Regions from separate parts of the Homo sapiens genome. Here region 2 is linked to region 1. The links are chromatin loops, found by intact Hi-C in ENCODE. Cell type or tissue: Caco-2. All regions are shown on one strand. Links, peaks and the distances in the headings refer to the core of each region. The heading gives the core; the rest is flanking DNA. Region 1 has its middle 95 kb from the start of LINC02386. Region 2 overlaps LINC02386 (long intergenic non-protein coding RNA 2386).

Evidence for each region. Hi-C counts contacts between places; a loop is a spot of excess contacts. Peaks named below come from ENCODE experiments on the same cell type or tissue, not always from the same donor. Only the 100,000 strongest peaks of a DNase experiment are listed, where the experiment ranks them.
Region 2: a loop joins it to region 1, with 7 times the contacts of the local background. A loop is called at or near these places in 1 of 110 quality-filtered maps.

What each region holds. Positions count from the first base shown.
Region 1 is chr12:30,196,156-30,206,485 of GRCh38, forward strand. No RefSeq gene overlaps it. Among named protein-coding and RNA genes, the nearest start is that of LINC02386, 95 kb to the right of the region's middle. In Caco-2, for the core only: no CTCF peak of the experiment used is centred there; DNase peaks (open chromatin) are centred at 5,876 and 6,596.
Region 2 is chr12:30,280,198-30,290,527 of GRCh38, forward strand. It overlaps LINC02386 (long intergenic non-protein coding RNA 2386), which reads right to left. Exons shown (of 5, transcript NR_183469.1): 2 at 8,212-8,266. Among named protein-coding and RNA genes, the nearest start is that of LINC02386, 11 kb to the right of the region's middle. In Caco-2, for the core only: CTCF peaks have their summits at 6,312 and 6,515; no DNase peak of the experiment used is centred there.

The sequences.
Region 1 (10,330 bases), core at 3,476-8,475:
AAACTGTGTCTGCTTTAAGCATAAGACACAGGTACGTCTGTGTCCTAATTAGCTCAAATCTGATTATGAACAAAAGAGTCCCCAAGGATTTCAAAGATCATTTAATTTGACAAGTGCATTATAAAATATATATACCTCCTGATTAATTTGATTAGTGTAGCATCACAGAGGAAGAAATCATGTTTCTGAGTCAAAGGACCAAGGGTGACAGTAGTTGGCTGGGTGACAGGGAATATCTGAGGGCTGTAGGGAACACCTACCAAATGGGTTTGTTGATTTTCAGGGAGACGGATAAGTATAGCCATAGTTTACTATCAAAGAGTAGCATCTCTATCTGTAAGAAAATTGTAATGTTGGCTCTTAGAAGTTAATGACAATTCTTAAAGAAAGAAAAGTTCGTTTAAAGAAAGAAGGTTTAGCATTACATTTATTTTTGTTTGTTTAGGTCACAAAATTTCACCTTATTTAGGATCTTTGTTCTAAGAAATCTTTCAAAATTTTGGTGAAATACTACATATCTGTTAGGGAAGCTATTTCCTAGTTTAGTGTCTATTATTTAATAAATTCCTCTATTTCTCAGTTAAGGACATTCACCAAAAAAAGATAAAAAAAAGATAGAGTGCAGCAAATGTGTCTGCCTGTGGATCTAGTCCAGAATGTGACTTTACTTTTTACTCTCTTAGTAGCTGCTTTTGATGAGCACAAGTTCTTGATTTTAATGAATCCCAATTTACAATCATTTAAAATTACTGTTTCTGAGTATTTTAAAGCAATATATGCCTATCTAAGGTCATGAAAATAACATTTTACCTTTCAGATGTAAGTCTATGATCCATCTAAATTGATTTTTCTGTAAGGTGTGAGGTGGGGGTCAAGATTCCTTCCCACCCCTCAACATTCATATCTAATAGACCCAGCATAATTTACTTAAAGGTCCAATCCTTTCCCCATTGCCCATACTGCTGTGGCACCTTTGTAATTAAAGAAAAAAAAAAAAAGAAGAAGAAGAAAGAAAGATAAAACTGTTACAGGAGTAGGTCTGTTTCTGGACCCTTATTTGTTTTATTGTTCTCTTTGTCTATCCATGCACCAACACCACATTGCCTCAATTATTATTCAGGGATGACAAAAAACAGATAATATGGAAATAGAGCTAAGAAGAAGATACATTGCTGTCTTGAATCTCAGGGACTTACACGTTGGACAAACATCATAGATGAGGATGAGTAAGACATGGTAGAGTTTGTAACTTCCTGGTATTAGAGTAGGCAGATAGTCAGAAATAAACAGGCAAGGGAGCCCCTCGGAAAAGAAGTCCTGGAGATGCCACCCATTTACAGTCAGCAAAAAAACAATGGCTACACTGGCTACTTCTGGCCTTGTGACTGGGCTCCTCCCATCCAGAAGGGGACTTACCAGGCCCTGGTCAGTGATAACCGTGGTAGGGACTTTCCCTGCTGAGGAGCATGCACACTCCTCCAATAACCCACCCTAGAGTAGCCTTTTCCTCATCGTAATAGTAAAAAACACAGCCCTGCATGGATATTTTAAATGCTAATGAGACATGCGATGTGTGTATTAGCTGTATGACCACAGGGCATGCACACTCAAGGGGACTGCCTAAAACATGATTGTAAGTGACACCCCCTCACATCCCTTCATGAATAATCATGTAAGATTAGAGTTCCCCAGCACTAGCTGCTGCTGGCTCATTCTCTTTTGAGTAGCCCGCTGACTCATCTTTCAGAGTGTACTGTCTATTTAAATAAACTCTGCTATTGTTATTTTTCCAGCCAGACCAGCCTGGAGCTGTTTTCCAGCAGGGTCAACCCATTCCTCTCTTGGAGTATACTCTTATCTCGTTATAAACCTTTGCCTTACATTACTAATTGTCTCTTGGCTAAATCCTTTCTCCCAAGTTAGACAACAACCAAAGATTCCCTGCACCCTTCCTTTTAACACTGGTAACCATTGAAACTCTGCCATCAAACTTTGGTGGGTACAGGTGAAACAGAGATTATGACACACTGAGTCTTGCTCAGGATTAGGACGGATTTGGCCTGGTCAGCAGTTGATCCATGTGGAGTAGATATAAAACTCAAGATTGAAACTGAAGATTGTAGTGGGCTCTTGGGCAATAATTTCTAAAGAACTATTCATACCAGACAAATCTTTATCAAAATATATGATAAATGTATACTATAACTGTGAGAGTAATTTAATTTCTTGGGATTGATATTTGACTTTTTTTATATCACAAAGGAAAATGAAAGGCAACCTAGTCAAGAAAAATGTGACTAATTGGTTTAATTATGGTTCATCTACATGATGTAGTACTCTACAGCTGGTAGATATCTTGTTATAGCACAATATTTAATTGCATGGAAAACTTATTAAGTTTTAAAGAGCCTTTTATAGAATAGTAGATATAGTGTAATTCAAATTTACATTAAAGATGTATTTATATACATAGATAAAAGACTAGAATAAATATATCTATGTACTTACAGTGGTAATTTCTGGGTGATATGTCAGGGATATTTTTCTTTTCTTTTCACATTCTTCCGAATTTCTTCAAGAACTAGTAATATTTTAATAATAATAATAAAAATAATTCTTTTCTTACACTGTAGATTCTATATTCAGGCTTTTTGCTTTTGTGACACTGGGATAACATATTTACTAGTGATATCGGACATTCCTGAACTATACATATAATTATGCACAAGAAGCACAAAAAGCGGTAATTTAATAAAGTGTTACTAAAACAAATTTCAAATTTTATAAAAACTTGTTCTCATTTTTTTCTCCATTCTAGTTTCTTTCAAGAATTTGGTCCATCCTCGTTTGCTTAAGTGACTTAATCTGGATAAGCCTTAAAGAAGCACTTCTGTAGTAATTATGTTTTAAATTGATGTCAGTAGACAAAAGTTGTCTCAGACAGTTATAAAATAGTATTATAATAACAAATGCTTTAAATGTAAACATAGACTAAATAAAAAGGCTTTCGTCTAATTCTTTTGTGGTCTGTTTTTTAGGCACACTAAGTGTCCCTACTTTAAGAGAGGAGAAGACAGCTTGATGGGCTGGCACATTAGTAGATACCTTCTGTAGATACTTTCAGACATCAATATTTTTACACTGTTTTTCTGTAATACAGAAAAGTATTGAATCAGGGAATGATTAAGATTCAAAAAAAGTTTCATATTTCAATATTTATTGTTTCATCTCTGAGAGGATGTAAGGTATCTTAATATCATAAATTAAGTCAATCCCAAATGCATCACCTGGACCAGATGGAACATAGAGGCCAATGAACCTAGAGGAAAGCTTAATCAAGCACCAAGTGCTCAGAAACCTTGAATCAAGCTGAGTTTCTTTTATGTCTGTCCCTTTTAGCCATCTCTGTGGAGTCCAAGCTCTCTGCCTTGAAGCATTCTTCTCCACTTCTCTCCACTGGCAGGCAAAGCCATGTTGGTTTCCTCTGAAAAAGTAGACAACTCAGGTAAGAAAGGGGTGAAAGGGATGGCTTTGGGGGTGATTTAAGGAAGAAGAAAAGGCCTGCACCCTAGAAAAATATGATGAGGGCCACTCTTTGTGGTTAAGACATTGTCTCCACAAAACTTCTGTAAAAATGTAAGCATGTTTCTTGGAAAGATTAACACACTGACCTGTAACATCTACTAAAATAACAATGTCAGTATTTTAGTTAGCATTTTACACACACATACACACACACACACACACACACACACACACACACCAACTTTGAGCATGACTGGTCATCCAGCCCATTCCATTGTGCACTGCATGGCAGATTATTCCCCTAGTACAAGTCTATTAATCTGATGTGCAGAGAAGAGGAGTTACTGCAGTGTGGGTTTCCTGCAAGGAGACAGTGTCCTGTGTGTGGAGACAGACCCAACATCCAAGGAAGAGGTAACGCTGTCACAGGGTAAAATAACTTCTATGAAAAGAGGAAAAGATGAAAACAAGAAATTCATGCTCCAAATTTTCAGTTTCATTCTTCAGTCACTAATTTTCAGGTCACCAAAAATGCACCGCACCTGGATGAAAATGAAGCTTGTCTTGGACCACCTTTGTTCCAGACGAATGTGTCACTCCACTCATTTAGTATTCCACGACTCAAATATTTTGCCTCTGATTTTTTTGTATGGAATAAATTTGAGTAGTAAAATGCCAAACGAATGGTGAATTCCACATTAAAGATTTTTCTGATTGGATATGTAAAATGTCCCAGGTAACAAATACTATAGCATACAGCAATGGTAATTTACAAGGGGCCTGAAAGAGTTCACAGATTTTCAAACCTCAAAACAAATCAGGTGATTTCCGCACTTTGGGATATCTAATTAGGAGCCAAAGCCAAAAGAAGCCTTACACACTTCTCTGCCTATTGTTAGCAGGAGTATTCAAACTTGTGCAAAAAACAGAAACTAATCATCAGACCCAGTGACCCACTTGGATGAGAAGAAAGAGTAATTTGCTTGGCATCTCCCGGACTGTCTCAATAATTTAAATTAAAAAAAAATTAACTAGTAAGAAATTTTTCAGGAACCAACTTAGCCCCCAGACCCAAACCAAAACTTGAACCTGGGACTTTTTGTAAGTGCTGACCAAGAAATGAGCTGTGAAGTTAAGTAGCCGGTGTCGCCTCTGAACACACCCGGGCAGGGCGAGCAGGATGTCCTTGTCCAGGGAGACCCCTTCTCCTGGCTTTGGGGAAGGTGCTCCCTATCCCCGCAGGAGGCTGGGTCTGCAGGACGCAGCACTGGGCGGGTGAGAGAAAGCCTGGGCAGAAGAGCACGGAGCCGGCGACTGGACGCGAGCAAGGGGCGAATGGAGAGCGTCTCCCCTGCGCCAATGCTGTTGTTCCGGGTGCTGAAAAGCCGGGAACTTCCCGGAAAGCAGCGGCACTTTTCTCCCTGGAAGGTGGGTGTGGGGGTTCCAGGCTTCGCACCTGCTAAACCTGCCTCGTCACCTGGGAGGGGTCCGCCAGATGTGCCCCTCCTCAGCCCCATTTTGGGGAGAACGATGGGGGCGGGGGCGTGGGGGTGAGCACAGCCGGGCACCCCCGCACACCCGCAGGCGGGACCCCGGGGTGCCCTTGCCCTCCTCTCCTGGGCAGCCGCACGCCGGGATCCCCACTCCACCTGCGCGCGAACTTTCGCCATCTGGGACTCAAGCGCCCGCGGCTTGAGCGCTGCGGTAAACAGAAGGCACCCGCGTGGGTTCCCAAGGGTGTTTGTGTGTTGGGTCTGGGGGAGCATGATCGGGGCATTCGCAGTGGGGAGGAAGAGGTGCTGCTGGCCGGGGCGAGCTGCCTGTGCTAAGGCCGCTCCCTGCAGGGCGAGTTCGTGCACGACGACGTGTGGGCGACCGTGAACAACCCCAACGTGCGGCCCGGCGGGCGCCCCGCTCCGCTGAGGCATCTTCACCAACGACTTCTTGGGCCAGGGCATGGCCGAGAACACCAGCCACAAGTCCTAGCGGCCGCTCAGCGTCCCCACCTTCAAGTGCACTCCTGTCTAGGGCTTCCCTTTGAGCCAGGGCCGGGTGTAGTTGCGGGACTGGCTTGAAGGGAATTTCTATTTCTCATCACGCCTTGGCCTCTCTGCCTCCCTGCCTCTCCCACTCCAGCTGTTCACGCCACCAGGCTCCCAGGTCCTCTCCAGGCTAATCTGGGTTCCTGGGACCAGGCGGGAGGCGCGCGCTGGGGAGTTCCCTTCGAGTTTCCAGAGTTTCCCGAGGTGTCTGCGTTCTAGGCTGTTTGTTTTCTCTGGACAGACCTGGGAATGGGCGGCTGGAGCGGCCACCTCACTTCCCTTCCGCCAGCCCCTCTGGGTGAGCAAGAAAACCAGTCCTACACAGTTGGCCCCGGAGGTGTGGTGTGTGTGGAAGGGGCGGGGGAAATGCTGTTTTCAGGGCCGTAATTTCTCAGTCTTGTGGGAAGCTTTGCAGGTGGGGAGACTGTGTGAGCCCCCTTGAATGTAGCTAGGATCTGCCAACGCTGGGTGGATTAGTGGGGGAAGCAGAAAAGGTATCAAAAAAGGAAGGATCTGAGATTTCACTCTTCTTACAGCAAACGGTTACCTTGCCAACATTTTATAGATGCTGTCAGAAGACAGGAGAAGCCTGGGCCAGAGACAAAGTACTTGGTTACTTTATTACTCAGGACAGAACAGGCAGCATGGGCTTCAGATTCAGTTGGTTCTTCTTGCACCCCAAAGTCCTATAGGTGATACAGCAGTGGACACAGATGGATATTTCATCCACACTAGTCTATGTCACAGCAGGTGATCCTCAATCTTTTAAAGGGGTTCTTAGCAAGCAACCGCCCCCAACCCCCACTCCCACCAAACACAAACACACCAAACTGCCTTTCCCCAGAGGATACATTATTATCCTGGTCAGGAAACAAATCTGGCTTCTGCTCCAATGGGAGACATTATCTCGATCTTCAAAGACCGTTTGCTACACAAACATTCTTGAAAAGTCATCCAGGACAAAAGCTGTAAGAAAAGGTATGGAAATGACATGGAAAATTTCTCCCCAACCTCCACCCTTGGCTGCCCCAGGTGCCTCCAACCTGACAAAGCCACCAGCAATCAAAACCCTCCTGGCATTGTGGCTAAGTGGTTTTCCTTGTGTATCCTTGAGATGTTTCTTATGTGAATAGTTTAAAGTGTAAGGGGGAGCCAAAAAGTATTTTAGGATGGAGCGTTCAATTTAAATGATGCCGAGCCTCAGACCTTTGATTTTACAAGGAACATAAAGCACTGGTCTTTGAACATTATTTGCAAACCATGTTTTATCTTAGTTACACAGAGAAGAGAAGGAAGGCTACGAATGAAGGAAGGCTGATAACTTAAGCTTTACACTGGATTGTGAAAGTGTAGGGGAATAACAAAGGGTCATAGTCCTGGGCCATGAGAGTTTTGTACATATCGTGTAGATGAATCCATGGCTGAAGTCTGGAGACTTCTTATGAAGAAGTTTATTTTAATCAATAAATGTTTTTCTATCTTCTTTTGGAGCTACTTGTATATTTTTCCAACCTTTGAGGACCCTGCCATCCCAATTTTAAAACGGGGAATGCCTGATCATGTCAAAGTAATGGAATTGTGTGCCTACTGACAGCAGAGGTTTTCTAGCTATTTTTTCAACTTCATCTCCACCTTACTCACTTACTTACTCCAAACCAGCACTTGTTTTTCTTGGTGCACACGTTACCCACTGCCACCTTAGGACCTTTGACTTGCTATTCCTCTTTCTAGAAAGCACTTCTTTTTTTTTTTTTCTGAGATGGAGTCTCGGTCTGTCACCCAGGCTGGAGTGCAATGGCACCATCTCCGCTCACTGCAACCTCCGCCTCCAGGGTTCAAGTGATTCTCCTGCCTCAGCCTCCTGAGTAGCTGGGATTACAGGCATGTGCCACCATGCCCAGCTAATTTTTGTATTTTTAGTAGAGACGGGGTTTCACCATGTTGGTCAGGCTGGTCTTGAACTCCTGACCTCGTGATCCGCCCGCCTTGGCCTCCCAAAGTGCTGGGATTACAGGCGTGAGCCATCACGCCTGGCCCTGGAAAGCACTTCTTTAACATGAATATGGCTTGCTCAGGCTTTGCAGAAAGTCACTCCTCAGAGAATCCTTCCCTGTTATCCTAGCTCAAGCAGCAAGCACACCTCCCTGACCTCAACAAAACTCTCTTATTTTGCTTTTTCTTTAATAACACTCATCACTTTCGGGCATTAGATATTTATTTTTTTATTCTTCCCCAGACACAGCGCAAGCTCCTACCATCTAAAATACCTGCTACACAAAGTAGGTACTCAGGAAATGAATACATTAGGGGAATGGTAAGCAACTTTTCACATAATTTTTAAGATGACGCTTTTAATATGAGAATTACCTCTCTTTGTTCTCATTTCTTGATATCTTACCTTTTTCTCTCTTGCTACAAGAGAAAGCAGAGGCAGCCTGAGTTCCCTGCACTCACGCAGAGAGTGTGGGTGGGTCCTGATTACTGGCAGACTCTGATATTGAGAGCAGCTCTGCTTCTGAGGGTATAGGGAAAAGCAATGTTTTTCCTTTTGTACTCTTACCACTGTTACAGGTGACTTCTGACACCAGAGGTACAGGAAAAACAAACTGTTTTTCTCTATGCACTCTTACAACACTTCTGGTCACCAAAATGTGTAGAGGTTTCTCGCACACTAAACAATTCTCCACCTTTTGACAGACACTAACTGGGTGTCCTGCAATTCAATTCTGACAGTAACCCAAGTTTGCATGGACCCCCAGCATACAGGTTAATGGTACAGGGCCACGAGATTGCTCCCAACTTCAGATGCCAATCACAAGCAGTAGATTCCTGGATTACCCATGACTTCTGTCTGACATGGCTACAAATCAGACATTCTTGTGACTCCCTGCTCAAATTCAAAATTTACTAAGAGCTGCTCATAGAACTCAGGAAAGCACTTTACTAACTACTACTCACTTATTATAAAAGGAACTCAGGAACATCCAGATGGAATCGATTCATAGGGCAAGATACGGGGAAGGGGAAATGAGCTTCTATGCCTTCTCGGGTTGTGCCACCCTCCATGTAGTCAGCAAGCTGGAAACTCTCCAAACCCTGTTATTTAGGGTTTTTTTTCTTAATGAAGATTGTATTACATAGTCATGATTGATTAAATCATTGGCCGTTCCTGATTAATTCAACCCTTAGTCTCTCTCTCCTTCTCAGAGGTTGAGGTGTAGGGCTGAAGGTTCAAACCCTCTAATCACATGGTTGATTCCTCTGGCAACCAGCCCTATCTAGAGGCTATGCAGGAGCCCCCAACCATCACTCATGTCATTGATGCAAAAAGACACTTACACTTTTGGAGATTCCAAGGGTTTTAGGAACTGTGTGCAGGAGACTAGTGACGGACCAAATACATGTATTTCGTATTATCGCACAGTCTGCCCTCTGGTCTCTGGCCACACACTTCTTATGGCAAAACAAAATAGAGCTCAATAGATACGGGCACATTACTAGAGTCCCACTGAGTCATTAACAGATTTCTTATTATTTCACAGTCCACCCTCTGGTCTCTGGCCACACACTTCTTATGGCAAAACAAAATAGAACTCAATAGATACGGGCACATTCCTAGAGTCCCACTGAGTCATTAACAGTTACTCCAAGGCATCATCACATCACATTGCATAAGCATGTCTCCCAGGGCCAGGCCACTCAGGTTTGCAGGTTTCCATTCAATCTCCTCAGGGTCCAAAACCAGGATTGGTCTCAGCAAATGTGTATATTCACTCCTTCAGGAATCTGCTATAATTGAGCTGAGAGACAATGTTATCTCTTGCACTGAACCTCTTTCAAGGTATTAATGTAATATTATATTTCCTTTATTACATAACTCATTTATTTATTCCTTTATCCTAAGCGACAATTCCTCCTTGGCTTTATTTGTAATCAAGCTTTTTCACCTTTGTGAGGGATATTAGGCTTGGCGACTATGCTGGTCTAGATTACAAGGCATAATACCAGTCTAGCAAGAACCTCCCTCTCAGTTCACTCCCATTCATATAGGGTAGGGTTACAGAGATACAGAACTAATAGGATATTTTTTACCATCAGACAATACAGTTACATTCACAGCACCAATTTGCCAGATAAGGGGAGGGCGTAACCTGCCCTGTCAGGATTTTCGGGAATTCTAGTATAAAGGTTTTAAAGCATAGTTAGAGTTTCTTGATTGGAATCACCCTTGCTTCCAGCACTTGCAGTTGCAGCCTTGGTTCTGTATTGAATCACTGACCATTGAATCAGATAGGGAAAAACGATCAAGTCGGGGTGATGTGGGGAAGACAGAAAAAAGTATAGTCATCATTATCAGCATCTTCCCCATCCGCTCTTGATGATAATCGCATATTCATCCCAGCACCCTTCCCCATCCCCTCTTCCCCATCCCCTCTTGACGATAATCACATATTCATCCCAGCACCCTTCCCCATCCCCTCTTCCCCACACGCACCAGAAAAAGAAAGAATCTATCTAGCGGGGACACTCCTTTAGTCCCACTCATATTGAGTGTGACCCACACACTGTAAAGGCATGTACGCCAGCCCTTTGTGGCTTTATCTCCCCTTGCTTTAAACAACCAATGTTTCATTTGCCCGTTACACTTCTCTAGCACACTATTATTCTGAGGAGGGTGTCTCTGCCCATTGTTAGACATTACAGGCTGTAAAGTCTGTTCCTTGGTCTGAATAAATATGGTTTGTCAGTCCATACTGGTGTAA
Region 2 (10,330 bases), core at 3,214-8,213, 84 kb after region 1:
CATTTTTTTGAAGTGAAATTCAAGCCAGCTGCAGAAATTTACATAAGTAGCAAGGAGCCTAATGTTAATCCCCAAGACCATGGGGAAAATGTCTCCATGCCATGTCAGAGACCTTCATGGCAGGCCCTCCCATCACAGACCCAGAGGCCTAGGAGGAAAATATGGTTTCCCGGGCTAGGCACAGGGTCCCTGTGGTGTGTGCAGCCTAGAGATTTGGTGCCCGGTGTTTCAGCTGCTCCAGCCGTGGCTGAAAGGGGCCAACATAAAGCTCAGGCTGTGGCTTCAGAGGGTGGAAGCCCCAAGCCTTGGCAGCTTCCATGTCGTGTTGAGCCTGCGGGTACACAGAAGTTAAGAACTGAGGTTTGGGAACCTCTGCCTAGATTTCAGAAAATGTATGGCAATGCCTGGATGCCCAGGCAAAAGTTTGCTGCAGGTATGGGGCCCTCATGAAGAACCTCTGCTAGGGCAGTGCAGAAGAGAAATATGGGGTTGGAGCCTCCACATAGAGTCCCTACTGGGGCACCATCTAGTGGAGCTGTGAGAAGAGGGTCACCATCCTCCAGACCCTAGAATGGTAGATCCACCAACAGCTTGTACCATGCACCTGGAAAAGTCACAGACACTCAACGCCAGCTCATGAAAGCAGCCAGAAGGGAGGCTGTACCCTGTGAAACCGCAGGAGTGGAGCTGCCCAAGGCCATGGGAACTCACCTCTTGCATCAGTGTGACCTGGGTGTGAGACCTGGAGTCAAAGGAGATCATTTTAGAGCTTTAAAATTTGACTGCCCAGCTGGATTTCAGACTTGCCTGGGTCCTGTTATCCCTTTGTTTTGGCCAATTACTTCCATTTGGAACATCTGTATTTACCAAATACCTGTACCCCCATTGTATCTAGGAAGTAGAGCTTGCTTTTGATTTTACAGGCTCATAGGCAGAAGAGACTTGCCTTTTCTCAGATGAAACTTTGGACTGTGGACTTTTGGGTTAATGCTGAAATGAGTTAAGACTTTGAGGAACTGTGGGGAAGGCATGATTGGTTTTGAAATGTGAGGACATGGGTTTGGAGGGGCCAGGGGCAGGATGATATGGTTTGCCTGTGTCCCTGCCCACATTTCCACTTGAATTGTATCTCCCAGAATTCCCACAACACGTGGGACCCAGGGGGAGGTAATTGAATCATGGGGGCTGGTCTTTCTCTTGCTAGTCCAGTGACTAATTCTCATGAGATCTGATGGGTTTATCTGGGTTTCTGCTTTTGCTTCTTCCTCATTCTTTCTTGCTGCCGCCATGTAAGAAGTGCCTTTTGCCCTCCACCATGATTATGAGACCTCCCCAGCCATGTGGAACTGTAAGTCAAATTAAACCTTCTTTTTTTCCAGTCTCAGGTATGTCTTTATCAGCAGTGTAAAAATGAACGAATACACATAGCAACACTAAGTAATCTATCTTGCAGGTAAGTGTACAGTAAAGAACTAAAAATTAAGTTATTAAAAGCATGTATTGAAAAGTAGATCTGAAAAAGTCTTTAAATTTTAAGCACATTTTGGAAAGCAGGTGAATAGCTACAAAAAATGTCTCCCATTTGTGATTGGCTCCATTACCATCCAACATTTGAATTTCTCTAAAAGAAAGAACAGAAAAAAGATAGACAGTCTCAGACATTTGGGGGAATTTCTTTGCTTTTTTCCAGGTTTTATTTTTCTCCTTTTTGTTAATGAGTGTGGGGGTGTATCTGTGAAAATTTTTCCCAAAACTTTTCATCCAATGTACTTTATTTTACTCGACTCCAAAGCCTATATCCTTAAAATGGCATACTAAAGTCTGAAATTTCTCTGCAAATATTGAAACGTCTTTTTTTTTACCTTTATACTCACAATTTCTCTTTGTTATAGATGGTACAGAGATTATTTTTATTCTCTGTTAGTGAAAAAAAAATAAATGCTATTTTAAAAATATTTTTCTTCTTCTGGGTTTCAACACTTGTTCCATATGCTTTCTTATTACTTTTTCTCTCAGTTGCAGAACTAGATGGAAAGAATATGCTTTTTGCAAAAACAGTTATTTGTCTCCATTCCCATGTTTCTGTTTATAACAAAAAGAATCTTAGCTTACTCACTCATAGGAAAATCAAGATAAATTTTTGCTGGGATATTATTGCTGATTTACAGTGTTGATTTGATTTTCAAATATTCAAACATCTTGGATTTGTCTTGCTTTAGATATTTCTCCTATTAGGCATCTCCTGGAAAACAGATACTAGTTTAAGGGCTCAAAACAATCTAACTCTACGCAGGCATTAGAGGTAAAGGCCCTCAGTTCTGGGGACATTGATCATTGACTGGGGCTACACGGCTTTTCATGGGTCCCATTTTGACTGTCTGCAACATTTTTTGTTATCAGAATTCCAAAGAGGTACCTGAAAGGTTATGAGCAAGGGCTTTGGATTTCTTCTAAAATCACTTCCAATCAAATCATTTGCTTCTAAACTGTCATTGCTTACTAATACTCCCTGTACATTTCACATTCCTCTATTCAGTAAATAAATTGCATTAAATTTGTGAGAATTTTCTTGAAATTTTGTCCTTACTCCTTACTCAATTACATGTAAATCCTTACTCTGCTAGGCACTGTGCCAAAGCAATAAACCATGTCCTCTCAGACTAAACCAGGTCACTTCATTGTACATCACTATGGCATCCATACCTTTCTGCTATAACATGCATCAAACTTTGCAGTTATGAGCAGGTTAACACCAGGGTTTAGCTTTCACAAAGCTTGATGGAGAATTAGTCTCACCAGGCTTCCAGTGGGTGGGTGGATCCTCAGGGCATACATCTAAAGGAGCCTTCTTACTCTTTGACAGATGAGGCTTGGGTCTCTGGCAGAAGTTGGAGCTGACTTGTATCTGGATGGGTCACTTTGGTTCTGGGAATAGACTACCAACTCTACACTTGGGGTTAGCGAACTACAGCCAAGTCCTGTTTTATTAGAATACAGCCATGCTCCATTTATGTATTGTCTATTGTTGCTTCAGCAAGTTGAGTAGTTGCAAAAGAATATATGGTCTGCAAAACCTAAAACATTTACTCTCTGGTTCTTTATGGAAAAGGTTTGCTGAGCCCCACTCTAAAATAGCAGGCAGCTTTCTTGGAAATAGTTCAGGCCCAGTCTATATGTGCGGAATAGGTTAGGCTAACCTCTGAAGCTGGATCTCCAAAAACTCAATTCCATCTCAGGTCTTGTAAATCTATTAGTCACTAAACTTGTTAACATGTATATGGTTATATGCTATGAACTTGACGTTGTGGTGCCAGGCTTGGATTGGTCTTCCATGAGTGGTCTATGGGCTCTGCCACTTGCTGCTAGAGACCCCTTCCACAGTCAGTCCTAAGAATGTTATTCCTTGCTCTGCAACGTTAAGCAGCTCTCTGTTGCTACCTGATGACATTCACATGCCTTAACCTGACCTTCTCCACATGTGGACCTACTGCACCTTCCCAGCCTTAGTTTCCACCTCTCACCAAATACCTGTTAAATGCTTCAGCCAAACCTGACTACTTAACACCTGTCAAACATACTTTCTCCACCTTGGTAACCAAATCATTTTGGGACCATTTAATCACATTCAGCTTCCTGTTGTTGTTTATTTGGGTTCTTGTCTCATGTACCCTACCGGGTTTTAAACTTTGTGCGAACAAGTTCCATATCTCCACTCATTTTTATATGCTCAGTAAAGCTGGCTGTTAGGAGGGACTTAGTGATGATTGAGGCCATTGATCGTTAGCACTGTTTCTTGAATTTGTTTGACCCTCAGGAATATTCACCTTTGGATGCTTTCAGTTAATTTAGAGTCTAGTGTATTAATATTTGTATCCCAGCATCGAATATCTGGCACATAGTAAGTGAATGAAAAATAATGAATAAAAGAAGGAATGATCCCAAGTATTCCTACGAGGTGAGAAGAAAGTGGTCCTATTTACTAGGAGTGTTAGGGAAGCATTTGGGATCGTCGGCTCTGCTGCTGCATGATAGGTTTGGGACTCCGAAGACTGGCATTTCCTCCTTCTAAACTTGGAATTTCAATACATTACTATGAGGAAGACAAAGGTACATGGGACAGGGCCCTTCATCTAAATAATATACCTCCTTGGGGTGTGATTAATTGAAAGGGACTATAAAAAGCTAAAAACAATGTTTGAGTGCTATCTGTCAGCCATAGTGATAAAGCACTCTATATACATGGTCTTATTTACTACTAACTACAAATGCATGAAGTTGATTTTTAGAAAAACTTTCTGCTATGGAGCACTTTAAACAAGACACTAGTGTGATAAGTTTTCACATACTCATCACCAGATTCAACATTTATTGATTCATGGCCAATCTTGTTTAATGTATGCTTCCACCCACTTCTCCTCCTCCCTTGTTATTTTGAAGCAAATCTCAGACATCATATAATTTCATCTTTAAATATTTTGATATGCATATGTAATAGAAAGAACTCTACTTTTTTCTTTTTAAGACAGGGTCTAACTCTGTCACCCAGGTTGGAGTGCAATGGCGTGATCATAGGTCACTGCAGCATCAATCTCCTGCCAGGGTCAAGCAGTTCTCCTTTCTCAGCCTCCCGACTAGCTAGGACTACACCACACCTGACTAACTTTTTATTTTTATTTTTGTAAAGATGGGGTCTTGCTGTTGTGCTCAGGCTGGTCTCAAACTCCTGGCCTCAAGCAATCCTCCCGCCGCAACTTGGCCTCCCAAAGTGCTGGAATTTCAGGCATGAGGCACCACACCCAGGGAAAAAAAAACTAAAAAAAAAAACATAATCATAATACCATCATTAAGCCAACCACTCAGCATAACTATTCTTTAATATCAAATATCCTGTTATTGGATCCTGTTATCTCTAAATATCCATTAATTTTATATATTTTTGCTTGCTTGAATCAGGATCCAAATAAAATCCCACTTTATGATTGCTTGTCTTTGAACTTTTTTTGATCTACAGGCTTCTCCTTTCATCTCTTCTTTTTCTCCCTTGCAATTTGTTTATTGAAGAAACCAGGTTGTTTTCCTATATTTTGGATTTCGCTAAATACATCCTCACTATGCCATGTCTCAGAGTTTGGATTTTCCTGACTGTATGCTCATGAAGTTCTTTAACTTTTCCCTCACTTTCTTCTGTTCTCTGTATTTACTATAAATTAATAGTTTGATCCAAAGATTTGATCAAATTCAGGTTGGATTTGAAGAGCAGGGCAAAAAAAACTGTGCTAGGCTCTTCCATCAGGAGAAATGTAATGTCTAACTGTCTTCTTTTGGTGATGTTAGCATCCATTGATCAATTATGAATTGAAAAATAATGGCATTATTATATCATTCCTTCTTTATTTATTGGCTGTCATACTGTAGATACTGCTTTTTATAAATTATTGTTTTACCCAGTTGTACAATTTATATAGAAAAGACCAGATAGTTGAATTTTTCTTTTCAATATTTTTTTCAAAATGATGTCTTGTCTCATTTATATCCTACGATTGCGATGACTTTTATTTTTAAAAAATAATTATTATGAATGCAGAAATTTAAGCATATTTGACGTATTTCTATCCATTCCAATTATTATCCTTATCAATGTATAAAATATCCTATATTTGGTCAGAATGAGTCCCTTTAAATTTCCTCTTGAGACTTGTTGATATCATTCTAACAATCTTTGATAGAGTCCTTGCCATCTAGAGTGACAATGTGTTCTAGGCTTATCTTATGCATTTCTGGCTCAGACCTGAAATCAGCAATTTCTCCAAGAAGTTTTGGGGATTTTTTAGTGGTAGGTGGTATTTGGAGACCACAATCTTGGTGCTAGGGATAAATATTATAATTTTAAAACTTTTAAAAAATTAACGGCTTTATTAAGGTATAATTTATATACCATAAAATTCACCCATTTTAAGTGTGCAATTCAATTATTTTTAGTATATTTAGTGTGTTTATAGAAGTGTGCAACCATCACCAAAATCTACTTTTAGAACATTCTCCTCATCCCAGAAAGAAAACCTGTGCCCATTGAGTCACTTATCATTCTCAACTCAGCCCTAGGCAACCACTAATCTATTTTTCTCTGTATATGTATTAGGTGATTCTGTTTCAATATGTGTTCTTTTGTGTCTGACCTCTTTCAAGAAGCATTATGTTTTTGAGGTATATCAATGCTGTGGAGCATGTATCAGAACTTCCTTTTTATTGTAAACAGTATTTTATTGTATAGGTATACTACATGTCTTTCTCCATTCACCAGTTGGTAGGCGTTGGGTTTGTCTCCATCTGTTGGTTCTTGAGAATAGTGCTACTATGGACATTTACCTAAAAGATTTTGGTTGGACATATGTTTTCATTTCCCTTGGGTGTAGATACCTAGAAGTGAAATTGCTGGGTTTAAGGCAATTCTATATTTAACATTTTGAGAAATTATCATACTATTTTCCAAAAAATTGGCTACACCATTTTACATTCCCACCAGCAATGTATGAGAGTTTTGATTTTTTCACATCCTCTCCAACACTTGTTATCTTATTGTTGTCTTATTGTTTATAGTCAATCTAGTGGGTGTGAAGTGATATTGTGGTTTTGATTTGCATTTTGCTAGTAACAATAGTGTTGAGCATTTTTAAATGTGCTTATTGGTCATATCTTCTTTAGAGAAGTGTCTATTCAAAGTATTTTGCCCATTTTTAAATTGGATTATCTTTTAATATTGGATTGGAAGAGTCCTTCTGGATATGTCACTTATTAGATATCTGACTTATTTCTTCCCTTTTGTAGGTTGTCTTTCACTTTCCTGACCGTGTCTTTTGATGTGTAAAATTTGTAATTTGGCTTACGTTTAATTTGCTGGGTTGTTTTTCTTTTCTCACTTGTGTTTTGGATGCTGTGTCTAAGAAATCTTTGCCTAACCCAAGATCACAAAGATTTACTAGTATGTTTTCTTCTAAGAGGTTTATAGTTTTAGTCCTTACATTCAGGTCTGCGATCTGTTTTAGCTAATTTTTGTGTATGGTGTTAGGTAGGGACCCAAATTAATTTTTTGCAGATGGATATTCAATTGCCCCAGCACCATCTGTTGAAAATAGATTTTCTTTCCCATTTAATTTTCTTGACACCTTCATCAAAAATCAATTGACTGAAAATGAAAGGGGTTATTTCTGGGCTTTCAATTATATTCCATTGACCAATACATCTGTCCTTATGCTAGTACCATACTCTCTGTATTACCTTATCTTTGTAGTAAGTTTTGAAATTAGCATAAGTCTTTCAATCCTGTTCTTTTTCAGGATGGCTTTGGTTACTCTGTCTTTTGCATTTCCATATAAATTTTAGGATCAGCTCATCAATTTCTGCAGAAAAGCCAGCTGGGATTTAGACAGGCATTGGATTGAACCTGTAAGAATTTGGGGAGTATTGCCACGTTAATAATATTTAGTCTTCTAATCCATAAATGTGGGATGCCTTTCCATTTACTTGTCTTTAATTTCTTTCAGCAATGTTTTGAAGTTCTTAGTATACACACCTTGCTTTTGTTATATTTGTTCCTAATAGTTTATTCTTTTTGATGCTGTTGTGAATGAAATAATTTTCTTAATTTTATTTTCGAGTCTTCATTGCCGGTGTATATAAATACAATTGATTTTTGTATGTTTATTTTGTGAACTTTCTGAACTCATTTATTAATTCTAGGGGTTTTCTTAAGTGGATTCCTTCAGATTTTCTATGTATAAGATCATGTCATTTGTGAATAAGATAACTTTACTTCCTCCTTTCTAATCTGAATCCTTTTATAGATTCATTGCCTAATTGCCCTGACTAGAACCTTAGTAGGTGCTGAATAGACTGATAAACATTATCATCTTTATCTTGTTCTCAATCTAAGGGGGATAATATTCAGTCTTTCACCATGTGAAATATGTTAGCTGTAGGGTTTTCACAGATTTTTTTTATCATGTTGGTGAAGTTCCCTCCTGTTTCTTATTTGTTGAGGATTTTCTTTTCATGAGTGGATAGATATTGTTTTTATTCTTATTTACCTATAAGGAAACTAGTATTCAGGTGACCTGACTTCAAAGACCAAGTTCTTAATCATTGTGCTATCTCTATAGCACACTCTTCCATTTAATTTTCACTCTACCCCATCTCTGAATTCGTTTAGCTCACCTTGTTAATGTTGGTGTTCTCCAGGATTTTCAGCCCTTCCTCTGGTTATTCTCTCCTGAAGTGAGAGTATGGCTTCAATCATTCATTTGTAAGCTGATGACTACAAAATCTGTATCTCCTACCCTCACAGAGCTCTAGTACATCTTAAAGCTTCCAAGACTTTTCCACTTAGATATGTAAAGAACTTCCCAATCCATCATGTCCTAAAGTGCTCCATTACCCCCACTCTACTCAACTGGGCTCCACTTTCCAGCCTGAAACCTGGTGTGATCCTATAAGCTTCCCGGTCCTTGGTCCCTCTTCTCACTTTTTCTAATCAATTGCCAAGTTCTGCCTATTTTAACCACCAGAGCAGTCCGGTGGTTTTTGCAGTCCATTCTTTTCTCTTCACCTCCACTGCTACTATCTTGCTCCTGCTTCCAGTCTTGTTCCCCCTTAAATTCACCCCCCACATTACCAACAGAATGATTTCTCTGAATTACAGCTACTCTGACACTTAAATTCTTCAGAGATTTCCTATTCCCACAGCACAGCAAGCAAGGCCTTTCTTCAGAAGTTCCATTTTGTACACTAGGATCTTCCACCAAATATTAAAGTCATTAAATGCACATTAAGATATCAATTTTAATAGCTGCATGATACTTCCATCATTTGGAGATATTATAAATTATGTCACCAGAACTATTTCTACTTTCCTTTGCCTGTCATGTTGACTCATGCCTCAGTGCTTTTTGTTTATTCTGTTGTTTTGAGAGGTTCTTTCTCCTTCAACACCATCTGCTCTATTCCTTTACACCCTGAAAAGCCTGACCGACTAGACCCTCCTTTTTGAAACCTTCCCCTAACTCTTTCAGAGCTAATTATGCCTTCCTCTGTATTCTTTTCAGAATATTGCAGAAGCCTATAATATTTCATGTATTATCCTGTATTATAATTGTTGGTCATTTTTTTACTCTCACTCTAAGTTTGAGTACAGCATTTAAACTAGATTTATATAGAGTACTCCCACAATATCCAGCATATAGAAAATACTCAAAAAATTTTTGTTGAACTCTCCTAAATTTGGCTTTGTCTATAAACTTCCTTGCTTTTAATAGATCATTTTCTAATTTGTCAAAATTTAAATGCATTTTTAAGAGAACATACTTAAGAAATAATATTTTGAAAATTACAAAGTAACATATGTTTATTTTAGATTGCATGGAATACATAAGCTTGAGGTGAGTATTCCTGTGCAAGTGATTTTCCAAAGGAGCATGCTCAGAAGAAACTGGACTACAGTGAAGGGAGCAGGATAGGAAAGGGGAGAAACTAAGCAAAGATTTGGTCTGATCCCATGGGGAGCTCTGGAGGGAAATTGCACTACAGAACCTCTCCTGCCTTGAGACAAGCAATGGGGGCTCTTGTACCTAACCACCCTCACACATCTGTCCATTGTTGGCTTCCATGATTGGCATGAGGCACAAAGTGGAGAGGGAGAAATGCAACTTTCAGGCCCCACCAGGCAAGGAGGCCCCAAATAGCTCAGGGAAATGCTCCTGAGAAGGGTGCAGCCAAAGGGAAGGAATATATTAAACATTCTTAAAGAAAAGAATTTTCAACCCAGAATTTAATATCCAGCCAAACTAAGCTTCATAAGTGAAGGAGAAATAAAATCCTTTACAGACAAGCAAATGCTGAGAGATTTTGTCACCACCAGACCTGCCTTACAAGAGCTCCTGAAGGAAGCACTAACATGAAAAGGAACAATCAGTACCAGCCACTGCAAAAACATGACAAATTGTAAAGACCATCGATGCTGGGAAGAAACTGCATCAACTAACAAGCAAAATAACCAGCTAATATCATAATGACAAGATCAAATTTACACATAACAATATTAACCTTAAATGTAAATGGGCTAAATGCCCCAATTAAAAGACACGGACTGGCAACTTGGGTAGAGTCAAGACCCATCAGTGTGCTGTATTCAGGAGATGCATCTCATGTTCAGAGACATACATAGGCTCCAAATAAAGGGATGGAGGAAGATCTACCAAGCAAATAGAAAACAAAAAAAATCAGGGGTTGCAATCCTAGTCTCTGATAAAGCAGACTTTAAACCAACAAAGATCAAAAG